Linked DNA regions of Homo sapiens: all the other regions are linked to region 1. The links are chromatin contacts, found by Hi-C or POLR2A ChIA-PET in ENCODE. All regions are on one chromosome and are shown on one strand. Each heading gives the region's core, a stretch centred on a gene start or an enhancer-like site at or near the end of the contact. The rest is flanking DNA. Distances are from core to core; before and after follow the strand shown. Region 1 holds the start of CECR2 (CECR2 histone acetyl-lysine reader). Region 2 has its middle 23 kb from the start of CECR3. Region 3 has its middle 38 kb from the start of CECR3. Region 4 overlaps CECR2 (CECR2 histone acetyl-lysine reader).

Region 1 (2,745 bases), core at 147-2,646:
GTATTTTGAGATTACTAGATTCACAGAAGATGCACGTGAATATACTCTAACCATTTAAAATTATGTTTCTGAATGCTGCCTTAAAAAATACAACAAGTTATTATCATAATAAAGTGAGGGAGAGTGGAGGGGTAATTATCCAGACAGCCCATTCCAAAATCTATCATATAAATTATCTCCAGATTGTACACTACTTAAAGGTAGAAGAGGATCTTTGAGTTTAACCCTTGTACACTTTGTGATTGTGCCTGTCACTCAATAAATAGTTGATTAATTTGGGGGACGCACCAGGAGCAGTGTTTCCTATCTGAAAGGTGGACCACCGAACTCAGAGGCGGCCCTCTGAGACCAGCAGGATGCAAGTGCGACGACCAATACAAATATCTGAGCATTCAATGGAGTTTTTCCAAACTTCTAGCCTGTTTCTGGGGTGATTTTTTTTCTTAGGATTTAGCAGTACTCCACCGCGCTACAGCAGTTAGCATTTCTAAAGCACACACTCCAACACCCTTCGGCCGTAGCACATTCAATCCCTCCGCCGGGGCGTGGGGGTCTCCTCCCCTCCGAGCACAGTCCCCGGCTTCCCGATCTCCTCTGCCCCATCCCCCCGCCTTCCAAGCACATTGTGCTCACTCTTCCAGGCAGCTCTTTCAGCGGCCGGGCAGTAGCAGGGTTCCGAGCCCGTCTTCTCCGGGGCGGTCACACGTGTCCATTCCCTGGGGTTGGGGATCGCTCTTCCCGCTTGGCTGCTGATTGGTGCCTCCCCCTACCCCACCCTTCCCGCCGCTCTCCAGCCTCCATCCTACTTCGTTCCAGCTCAATCAGCCCCACCGCCTTCTTCCCTCGGAGAAAAAAGCCACTTCAGAGCTCCTTGGGCGCCGTTCTCGGCTGGAATAAAAGCGTTAAGAAACAGGTGGAAAGCACTTCACTTCTCTAGGCTTCATATTTCTAGGGTGGACAGCCCGCTCCTGCTCCGGCTCTGCCCTCGGCATCAATAATAACTGAACTCCCACACGTGCACGTTTCTGTCTCTAGCCCGACCGAAAGGACCACCCCGCGGGCCCTTTAAAAGGACGCGACCACTCAGGCCAAGTGGGGGTGGGAGAGCTCCTGGCCGTCCTCCCTTGGGAAAGTGCTTCAACTCCCCAGTCCCAAAGTCCTGGAGGGCGGAGGGCGCCTCGTGAGAGTTCTCGGGGGTGCGGCCCGCGCCCCCTGGGTCCTGCGGATCTGGGCCCGGGGGCGCGCGCCCCGCCCCTCCCCCTCCCTGGCGGTGCAGCTGTCCGGGCGGGGGTGGGGCGGGGGCGGGGGTTGTTGTTGTGGCGCGGGCAGCCCCGCCCCCTCCTCGTGGGCGGCCCCTCCCCCAGGCCCCGCGTCCGGCCCCTCCGCCCCTAGCCCCATCTGTTTCTCCGGCGGGGACTCGATTATATTGTAGGGGACTGGGGGCGGCCGCCGCCGCAGCCGCGGGATGGGGCGAGCGCGCGGACCCCGCGGGCAGCCGCAGCCGCAGCCGCCTCAGTAGTTCGGGCCCCCGCGCCGCCGCCCCCCGCCCGGCGCCCGCCCTCGGCTCCTGCACTCGCCGAGCGGCGGCAGCAGCGGGAGGAGCGCCCCGCCGCCCCCGCCGAGGACCGCGCGGAGGCTGCGGCGCTGCCGCGGCGGGAGTCCCAGGTCGGCGGGCAGAGCGCGGGCAGCGAGGGGCCGCCGCCTGTGCCGCAGCGGGGAGATGTGCCCAGAGGAGGGCGGCGCGGCCGGGCTGGGCGAGCTCCGCTCCTGGTGGGAGGTCCCGGCCATCGCGCACTTCTGCTCGCTCTTTCGCACCGCGTTCCGCCTGCCCGACTTCGAGATCGAGGTGAGTGGCCGCGCGGGCGGGAGGCGGCGCGCTGCGCCCCCTGCTCCCCCTGCCCCGCGCGGGGTGTCCCGGGCCGTCGCGCAGAGGGGCCGGGGCCCGAGGGACTTCGGCCGGGAGTCGGGGGCCAGGAGGAGGGCGCAAAAGGGCAGGAGGGCGGGCGGGGGCCGCCGGGCTGTGCCCGGGTGCCGAGGGGCGTCGGGCCGGGGACGCCGGATCCTGGGGTGGAGGAGCAGGCACCGCGAGGGCGGGGCGGGCCCGTGCTTTTGTGGGAGAGGGAGCGGGAGCGGGACCCGGCGACCCTCCCGGGACTTCTCCGGTGGGCTGGGGCTGGGTGTGGGCGCGAGGGCTGCGCGCGCTCGCCGCCCGGTGCCATTGAGGCGCGAGCCAGCTGCTCCGGCGGGGCCGGGCGCGGGGGGGGGGCCCGCGCGGGATTAACTCGGACCGGGGCGGGAGTCGGCCGCGGCCGGCGGGGAGGGCTAGCCCCGCTCTGGCGGGCGGGCGCGTGGCAGGGGCTCCCGGAGGCCCCAAGCTCCCGGGAGGCGCTCCGGCCAACTTCGGGCCGGTGGGGACCGGGCCTGGGCGCGGGGCTCTGGAGGTGTGGAAGGAAAGTTTGGGACTCCGTTATTCTTCCACAGCGTCCTTCCTCCCGTAATATCCAGCCTCTTTATCGCGGGGCTCGGGAGCCCTTGGAGTTGATCTCGCCACCATTATCCCCCCGGGCGAGCGCGGAGGACGGGCTGGCCATTCTGGCCAGGCCGGAGGTGTTTTCCAGCCCGGGGCTTTGTGATAACTGGGCCGAAACCCGAGGGTCCTGGAGCGCGGCGGGTGGCGGGAGCTTGCGGAGCGCGGCGCACTCGGCGGCCAGGCATCGGCCAGCCCAGCGGCAGCCCCCTTTCTCC
Region 2 (2,745 bases), core at 246-2,745, 130 kb before region 1:
TGGAGACCTCAACTTCTCTCTGTGTTAGTTGGCTGAGGCTGCCATCACACAATATCACAATCTTGGTGACTCAAAAAACAGAAACTTATTTCCTCACAGTTCCCTGGGCTGGAAGTCCAAGATCAAAGTGTTGACAAGCTTGGTTTCTTCTGAGGCCTCAGTGTGCCAACAAGGACCCTTGCTGTCTCTTCCCACTCCGAATTTCCTGTTCCTATAAGGACGCCAGTCAGATTAGATTAGGCCCACCCTAAGGGCCTCCTTTTAATTTAATCACCTCTTTAAAGGTCCTATCTCCAAGTACAGTCACCTTTTGAGGTACTGAGCATTAAGGCTTCAACACACGAGTTTTGGGCCAGGAGTGGTGGCTCACAACTATAACCCCAACACATTGGGAGGCTGAGATGGGAGGATCCCTTGAGCCCAGGAGGTCGAGGCTCAGTGAGCTATGATCGTGTCACTGCACTCCAGCCTGGGCAACAGAGCAAGACTCTGTCTCAAAACAAAACAAAACAAAACAAAACAAACCCATGAATTTTGGGGGAGACACCACTCAGCCAGCAACACTGTAAGTATGGAATACTAATACCAACCTATTTCACTAGTTGAGGGAAGTGATTTCAGAAGAGGGGGCTGAGATTTGTCATAATCAGCAGACCAAGTTTAGATGTAAGTACCTCCTGCAAAATTTCAGAAAGATCTGTCTTGTCCTTTGTCAACAGAAAAAATCACTCCTTCATGCAAGCATTTATTGAGTGCCTCTCTGTGCCAAGTTGGCTCACTGCAATGCAGATATTATCTGATCTAATCAAGGGGTATTTATTGAGTGGCGTTGGAGGTTAAAGGAGTATCAAACAAACTTGATCCCAGTCCTGAAGGAGCTTGTAATTCTTGCTGGAAAGGCAAGACCAACTCATAGGAAACAACAGGAACAGCAGCAGGTGATATACAACTGAGTTCTAAATTGTGTGGTGCAGACTTCAATTGCTGCTGGAATTGGGAATGAGGAAGATCAATGAGGGAGCGGGTCAGCACCAGCTAAATCACTTAGACTGAGGCATTCATCAGCCTGAGCCATTGTTCACGCTGCAGACTTTCTGTTCAAAATGGTAAAAGCCAGTCCGAGGCTGGGCACGGTGGCTCACGCCTGTAATCCCAACATTTTGGGAGGCCGAGGCGGGCGGATCACATGAGGTTGGGAGTTCGAGACCAGCCTGACCAACATGGAGAAACCCTGTCTCTACTAAAAATACAAAATTAGCCGGGCGTGGTGACGCGTGCCTGTAATCCCAGCTACTCAGGAAGGCTGAGGAAGGAAAATCTCTTGAACCCAGGAGGCAGAGGTTGCAATGAGCTGAGATCACGCCATTGCACTCTAGCATGGTCAACAAGAGCTAAACTCCGTCTCAAAAAAAAAAAAAAAAAAAAGCCAGTCCAAAAGCCTCAGTCACAGGGATGACTCAGGACCTTGAGTTTCATTTCATGTTTCTAATGTCATGAGACAACCGTGGGCCTCGCCCTGCTCAGCAGAGTCCTACCCCCCACTTTCTCCACACAGCTTCCCCTACTCAGGGTACATGAAAAAGGGGTTCCCCACCACAACTCTATGGCCACACCCCAGGGGGCAAGTTCAACCAACAGGCCAGGCGAATGAGCCCCATCTGTGCCCCATTCCCACCTGATCGGACCCCACAGCCCTTTGGGAGCACTCAGATACTGGTGAGAATGCCCCTGTTTGCTTGGGGGGCCCGTGGCTACTTATTGACGGCACAGGGCATCTGTTGAGAAGATGCAGGCAGGGGAGGGAAGGAGAGAAAGACAAGAGGAGCCTATGCAATTGGCGAGAGACACAGAGGACAGAGAACATGGGGAACTGAGGACTAGAACGGATTTCTGGCCTGACCCGTTCTGGGGGACTCCTTTTAGACCAGGGGTCTGTGTTGGCCCGTGAGTGCAGCTGGGCTCTCTCCACCTCTTTTCAGCCTCCTCTGCCACTCTGAAAGGCCCCAGGTTTTATTCCCGGTTCACATTGCCGCACCCATAACCCAGGGAATGTGGCAGCCCCTGCTGGGGTTTCACAGGCGTGCAGAGGGTGCCTCTGGGTAGGGCTTCATTCCTCTATGGGCAGGAGTCCCTGGGCACTGACCACGCCCTAGTGACAGCCAGAGTGCCTTCATTCCAAGTGCTATATTAGCAGTATCTTAAAAACCTGTCTGAGCCGGGCGCGGTGGCTCACACCTGTAATCCCAGCACTTTGGGAGGCTGAGGTGGGCGGATCACGAGGTCAGGAGATCGAGACCATCCTGGCTAACACGGTGAAACCCCATCTCTACTAAAAGTGCAAAAAATTAGCTGGGCGTGGTGGCAGGCGCCTGTAGTCCCAGCTACTTGGGAGGCTGAGGCAGGAGAATGGCGTGAACCCGGGAGGCGGAGCTTGCAGTGAGCCGAGATCGCGCCACTTCACTCCAGCCTGGGCAACAGAGCAAGACTCCGTCTCAACAAAAAAAAAAACCTGTCTGAAACAAGTACGTGAGAATTCACTTCTTCTTCTTTTTTTTTTTTTTGAGATGGAGTTTCGCTCTTGTTGCCCAGGCTGGAGTGCAATGGCACGATCTCAGCTCAACACAACCTCTGACACCCAGGTTCAAGTGATTCTCCTGCCTCAGCCTCCTGACTAGCTGGGATTATAGGTATGCATCACCATGCTGGGCTAATTTTGTACTTTTAGTAGAGACGGGGTTTCTCCAT
Region 3 (2,745 bases), core at 132-2,631, 65 kb before region 1:
CTTGCCAACATCTTGATCTTGGACTTCCAGCCTCCAGAACTTTGAGCAAATACATTTCTGTTGTTTAAGCCCCCAGGTCTGTGGTATTTTATGATAGCAGCCCCAGTTGATTAGTACCGATAGTCAATGGCTACAGGGGACGATTCTGTCAGTACACTAAGCTGTGGGCAATGGTGCCACAGAACACATGGGGGCACCTTTAGAGAGCTTCAAATTCATGCCAAGATTTGCAGGGAACATTGTTTTCATGTTGGGACAAATACAGATAATTTATGGGATACAATGCACAATTCACTTGACTTTTTTTTTTTTTTGAGATGGAATTTCCCTCTTATTGCCCAGGCTGGAGTGCAATGGCATGATCTTGGCTCACCACAACCTCTGCCTCCCAGGTTCAAGTGATTCTCCTGCCTCAGCCTCCTGAGTAGCTGTGATTACAGGCATGCGCCACAACGCCCGGCTAATTTTGTATTTTTAGTAGAGATGGGGTTTCTCCATGTTGGTCAGGCTGGTCTTGAACTCCCGGCCTCAGGTGATCCACCCGCCTTGGCCTCCCAAAGTGCTGGGATTAGAGGCGTGAGCCACCACACGCGGCCCGCTTGACTTTTTAAGCAAAGAATAATATGACAAAGACACGCCTCCCGCAGCAGTATTCTCCATCGTATCAGTTTGTGTTCAGCCAGGAAAATCGGCACTCCAGTGCAGCAAGCTGGTTCCACAGGTGCTGAGGGACTTACAGCGCAGGAAGCCGTTGCTACTCCTAGGGTTAGGAAGACACAGTAGGAGATGACGTTGCCGGGCTCCTGAAGACAGGGTTCCGTGTTAGTGGGTGGAGGTGATGAGGGAAGCTGGGACCAGGAAGGGAGATGATGTCCAACTAGAGATGGAACTGTGCAGGAGACACTGCCTTTGCACGACATGGGGCCCTTGCAGGAGGAGGAACACCCTGCCTTCCTCCTGGCTCCCACACTCCAGTCTTCTGCAGTGCCCCCAACAGCCAGAAAGCATGGGAGATGGGGAAATGTGGTTCCCGACCAAACAGGCTGGAGCAGAGCATGGGGTAGTGAGGACAAGTGGGCCCGCAGGCTGCAGGTGGGTACATTGTGGTGAGAATGGAACCACAGGAAGCATCGGCGTAAGGGACTTTCCTAGTGCTGACGCCTACGTTAGGGGTGAAGGGTATTTCATCATGAGTAGATGAGGTTTCTTCTTCAGCCTCTTTCCCTTCGACATGGAGAAACTGTGATCTCTCTGTGTGCTTGGCTCTGACTTCATGATCATGGGAGAGCCTGGCTGCTCTGGCTGTGGCCATTTCCAGCTCCCATCCCCCCTTGTCCCAGCAGGACAGGAGGGTTCTTCGTTACCCAGGAACGGCCGTGATGGTCACCTGTCCTAATCGTCCTCTCGTCCCCAGGCCGCTGCTGACTCCTGGAGGCTCCCGGGCTTCTCTGGCACTCTGTGCCTTTGTGGCTGTTCCCCAGCGGATCCCCCAGCCACTCCTGCCTGCCTACATCCTACTTATGCTTCCAAGCCTGGTAGTGGACATGGCCCTTCCTTCCTCCAGGCTGCTTCGGTGTGCTGTTTTACCCTGTGCTTGGCACTGACTGACATTCATCCTCTTGCTATTGGACTGCGTCACTGACAAGGCTGTTTAATCCACTGACCTGAAAGCCCTGGAGGCAAGGGCTGTGCCTGTCTTTATCCCAGTAGCCTCCACCAGGCCAAGGAGTGCCCTGCACTAGCACACAACCCGAGTCTATCAAAACGAAACTGGGGGCATTTTGTATGATTTTTCAGAGAGTGGGTCATTTTCGCAAATCTTTGTGCCAAGCCAGAAAGACCCAAGTGTAGAATGTACCACGGTTGTAGGTAGTAGCTGCAGCTGTCACAGTATCTTGAACCTAAATACCTTGCCTTTCTTTTTTTTTTTTTTTTTTGAGGTGGGGTGAACAGAGTCTGGCTCTGTCGCCCAGGCTGGAGTGCAGTGCTGCAATCTCGGCTCACTGCAGCCTCTGCCTCCCGGGTTCAAGCGATTCTCATGCCTCAGCCTCCTGGGAAGCTGGGATTACAGGCACGCACCACCACGCCTGGCTAATTTTTGTATTTTTAGTAGAGACAGGTTTCACCATGTCAGTCAGGCTGGTCTCAAGTGATCCACCTGCCTCGGCCTCCCGAAGTGCTGGGATTACAGGTGTGAGCCACCACACCTGACAGCTTAATATTTTTATAATAATTGCATTACTTTTTAAGATTGTTGAGCTCAATTCTAAGGAAAATGCTTACTGAACTACCTGAGAGGCACAGTGCATCATGGTCCCCTGGAGGCCTCTCCAGTCCCCACTGCGGAGCCCAGTGCTCAAGTGCACAGCTCTCAGGCCCTCCCAGCACCACCCTGCCAAGGCAAGCTGGCATGCTACTTTCGGAGAACAGGAGAAGCTAGGGAGAATGAGGCAGCCAGGGAGGCTCCCCTTTTCTCTGACTTAAGTTTCTTCTACCCTGTCAGGTTGATCTCTTCCCTGCTCCTAGCATTTGATCATCCCCTTGGAACCACGTTAATTGTTTTTGGGGCTTTTTGCTTGTTCAGATAACAGTCTGGTATCATCTTCAAAGGCCAAATGTCTGGAAGAGAAACAAGATGACTTCTAATAATTTACCAGCCTCTGCCTCTGATTAAGAATTCTGGACACTTTAACTTATGGGGCCTATTATTAGGAAGCTCAAAGTTTTAATTAGAAAGGGTGAGGA
Region 4 (2,745 bases), core at 114-2,613, 67 kb after region 1:
TATAATTGTAAGATCTCACTTTTGTGAATTGCTGATTAGAATTCACAAAAGTTAGATCCATGGTGCAGTGCCTCTTCTCTCATCTCTAAGTTTAGGAAGCCCTCAGCACCTTTTGAACTGTGTAACCTGACAAGAAAGATGTCTGGGGAATTAGCAAGTTCTATTTTTGTTTGGTCCAGTGAAAATTCTGGACAGGCCACAAACACATTCTAGGGAGTCTAGAATAGACTCCCTTGAGCTCTTTTAATTCTTAAAAAAAAAAAAAAAAAAAAAAAAAACAGGAGCAGGACCATCCAACTTAATCCAGTGAAACGGTGATTTTTTCTCATAGTCATCCCATCCCTTATACAGTGTCTCTCTGGCCAAATTAATTAATACATCAGATGTTCTGAAACACACTGTACTAAATTAGATTTGGGGTCATAGCTATGAATTATCAGTCATCCTCCAAGGGTGCTGGGCAAAGCAAAGGTAAATTTTTTGAAACTTTAGTTTCTTTCTTTTCTTTTCTTTACCTTCTTTCTTTCCCTTCCTCCCTCCCTCCCTCTGTCTGTCTCGCTCTGTCACCCAGGCTGGAGTGCAGTGGCACCATCTCAGCTCACTGCAACCTCCGCCTCCTGAGTTCAAGAGATTCTCCTGCCTCAGCCTCCTGGGTGGCTGGGACTACAGGTGCGTGTCACCACGCTCAGTTAATTTTTTATATTTTTAGTAGAGACGGGGTTTCACGGTGTTAGCCAGGATGGTCTTGATCTCCTGATCTCGTGATCTGCCCGCCTCGGCTTCCCAAAGTGCTGGGATTGCAGGTGTGAGCCACTGCACCCGGCCTTTAGTTTCTTGATGTACCATTTGCTGTTAGCTTAAATTATGCCAACTACAGCCCAAGCTTAATTCAACATTTAAATAAAGTTCTATGCACAATAATACAACACAGCACTTCTATTATAGCAACAACATTAGCTGTCTCTAGTTCCTAAAATAAGAAACTGGAGTGACGGAAGAAAGACTTGGGTTGCTTGTTCCCACCTTTGACTTGTAAACTTCCTTAATGGTCTTTCATCAGATGCTTAAGCTGCCAGAGTATCCCTTATGAATTAACCAGCTACTCTGTGGGAAACTGCTTTTGTACTACTTCCAATTCTGACAACCTTTTTCTCAAGTTGAGCTGCCTCTGTTCCTACTTCTGAAATGCCTGTGCAATGCTGACTGAGTTTGTCACCAGTAAGTTCTCCCCAGACAGGGAAGTCCTGCGGGACCAGTATCAGTCCTCAGTCAGGAAGAGGTTGTATAAATAGCGGGTGCTCACACTCTAGAAAAAGGGGCGGAGGAGAAGGTAAGTGTTGAGCCCCAGATGTGAACTCCTATTTTTGTTTCAGGGTAATTAATGTTTCCTTAAGTGAGCTAAGCCTTGGGCTCTTGCGCCTCTGGCTTTCAGGCCTGAATCAGCAATCTTTAGGCAGGAACTGGGGGTGGGGAAAAGGATTTTGTATTTCATGTCATCCCCAAATGAATGAAGTAATATGAGAGCAGCACTTTCTGAAGCTTGGCCTTGAGGCTGGAGAATGGGTTGTGGAAGGTGAAAACTTTCCTTTTAAAATCCTAGTGACTTGGGGAGAACTGGCCTCTGACAAGTCTCTTGCTGCAGTCTGATGACTGCAGCTCTCAGAGATGCTGTTGGGTTGTCTGGTGTTTGTTTCTAGTTCTCTGCTCGAGTGTTAGTGCCATTAGATGGTCTTGCCCCTGTCTGCGGTTCTGCCTTCCATGTCTTCCCCTTCCCCCTTGGCCTCCTAAATTAGATACATTCCCCCTCTGCTCCCAGACGTCTCCATCTCCTCATCCCCTGACAGAGCAATCATTTATCAAGTTGTTTCACGCGTTGTCGGGAGGGGGGCCCTGGGGACTCAGTTTGTTTCGTCCCTTTGTTGAAGCTCCACAGGATCGGCCAGCTTAGTCTCCAGCCAACTGCTGAGAGTTGCTGGACTCCAGGAGCAAATGTTAAAGGGGCCGCCTTTCATCTACTTGCTGTGACTTCAACCTTTCTATTTAAATTCCAGCTTATTGGAACTCACATACGTACACTTCCTCGACATGTTTTTGATCATATGATATTTCTTTTTCATTATGTACCTCCCCATCCATACCATCACTGAGGACCTGAAATAGATTTTTCATAGTATATTACTGTAGACATACTTTGTAAGTAGGAGTTCCTGCTTTTTTATGACTTCTTTTTATGTATGCTTTGACTTATCAAGGTGTCACACTGTTGACCATAGAAATTTCTAAATAGTATAGGGATTAAAAAAAATTTTAAAGTTTGTCAGACTTTAAAATGCAAGGTGAGCATCACTGCTTCTTAGCAGGAGTGATGAAGGTTTTCCATAGTGTCTACAAAGATAAAAGGAAAAATTTCCTTCGACTTCAAGGATGTATAGTGTGAATGTTAACCAATGTTGACCATGAATTTGAAAGATGGATGTTACTCACTGTAACTTAATAGTTTAAAAGGACAAAGTTTCTTTTGTGGAGTAATAGAAATGAGACTTTAATGTTAATGAAAATTTTTTTCTGTGATCTAGGAATATTTCCTCCCAGTATTTTATTATGAAAACTTCCAAATGAACAGAAAAGTTGAAAGAATTGTACATTATATTTGGGGTTTTAAAAATGCATTTCTTTAGCAAGCTGAATATTACATGCAGTAGTATCATAATGCATTGTAAAGTTATGCTTGGAAGCAAAGTAACA

The links. Hi-C counts contacts between places; a loop is a spot of excess contacts on that map. ChIA-PET counts read pairs that join two places held with the same protein, here RNA polymerase II (POLR2A). Pooled maps may share reads with other maps.
Region 2: a pooled map shows a loop between it and region 1 (2.8-fold over the local background). The contact joins the enhancer-like site here to the promoter of CECR2 in region 1. A Hi-C loop is called at or near these places in 2 of 168 maps with a recorded cell type or tissue (CD4-positive, alpha-beta T cell and Right ventricle myocardium superior), 2 of 37 single-sample maps with no recorded cell type and 5 of 50 pooled maps. POLR2A ChIA-PET finds 5 or more read pairs at or near these places in 7 of 52 experiments (A673, H1, HEK293T and 2 more).
Region 3: a loop to region 1 is called in a map of spleen, with 4 times the contacts of the local background. The contact joins the enhancer-like site here to the promoter of CECR2 in region 1. A Hi-C loop is called at or near these places in 2 of 168 maps with a recorded cell type or tissue (kidney and spleen), 1 of 37 single-sample maps with no recorded cell type and 5 of 50 pooled maps. POLR2A ChIA-PET finds 5 or more read pairs at or near these places in 6 of 52 experiments (H1, HEK293, OCI-LY7 and 2 more).
Region 4: a map of dorsolateral prefrontal cortex shows a loop between it and region 1 (9-fold over the local background). The contact joins the enhancer-like site here to the promoter of CECR2 in region 1. A Hi-C loop is called at or near these places in 12 of 168 maps with a recorded cell type or tissue (CD4-positive, alpha-beta T cell, GM23248, IMR-90 and 7 more), 2 of 37 single-sample maps with no recorded cell type and 9 of 50 pooled maps. POLR2A ChIA-PET finds 5 or more read pairs at or near these places in 7 of 52 experiments (H1, HEK293, HEK293T and 3 more).

Annotation. Positions count from the first base shown.
Region 1 is chr22:17,368,064-17,370,808 of GRCh38, forward strand. CECR2 (CECR2 histone acetyl-lysine reader) reads left to right here and starts at 1,397. Exons shown (of 19, transcript NM_001290047.2): 1 at 1,397-1,846. The coding sequence starts at 1,721. RefSeq lists silencers at 1,655-1,724, 1,735-1,834.
Region 2 is chr22:17,242,181-17,244,925 of GRCh38, forward strand. No RefSeq gene overlaps it. Among named protein-coding and RNA genes, the nearest start is that of CECR3, 23 kb to the right of the region's middle. RefSeq lists enhancers at 1,309-1,368, 1,389-1,648. Within about 2 kb of position 1,496, at least 6 of the 41 ENCODE cell types and tissues checked have a DNase peak (open chromatin) inside an H3K27ac peak, as active enhancers do.
Region 3 is chr22:17,302,915-17,305,659 of GRCh38, forward strand. No RefSeq gene overlaps it. Among named protein-coding and RNA genes, the nearest start is that of CECR3, 38 kb to the left of the region's middle. RefSeq lists enhancers at 852-971, 1,042-1,311. Within about 2 kb of position 1,382, at least 3 of the 41 ENCODE cell types and tissues checked have a DNase peak (open chromatin) inside an H3K27ac peak, as active enhancers do; they include spleen, where a contact is called at or near this core.
Region 4 is chr22:17,435,433-17,438,177 of GRCh38, forward strand. All of the region lies in intron 1 of CECR2 (CECR2 histone acetyl-lysine reader), which reads left to right. Among named protein-coding and RNA genes, the nearest start is that of CECR2, 67 kb to the left of the region's middle. RefSeq lists an enhancer at 134-694. Within about 2 kb of position 1,364, at least 5 of the 41 ENCODE cell types and tissues checked have a DNase peak (open chromatin) inside an H3K27ac peak, as active enhancers do; they include dorsolateral prefrontal cortex, where a contact is called at or near this core.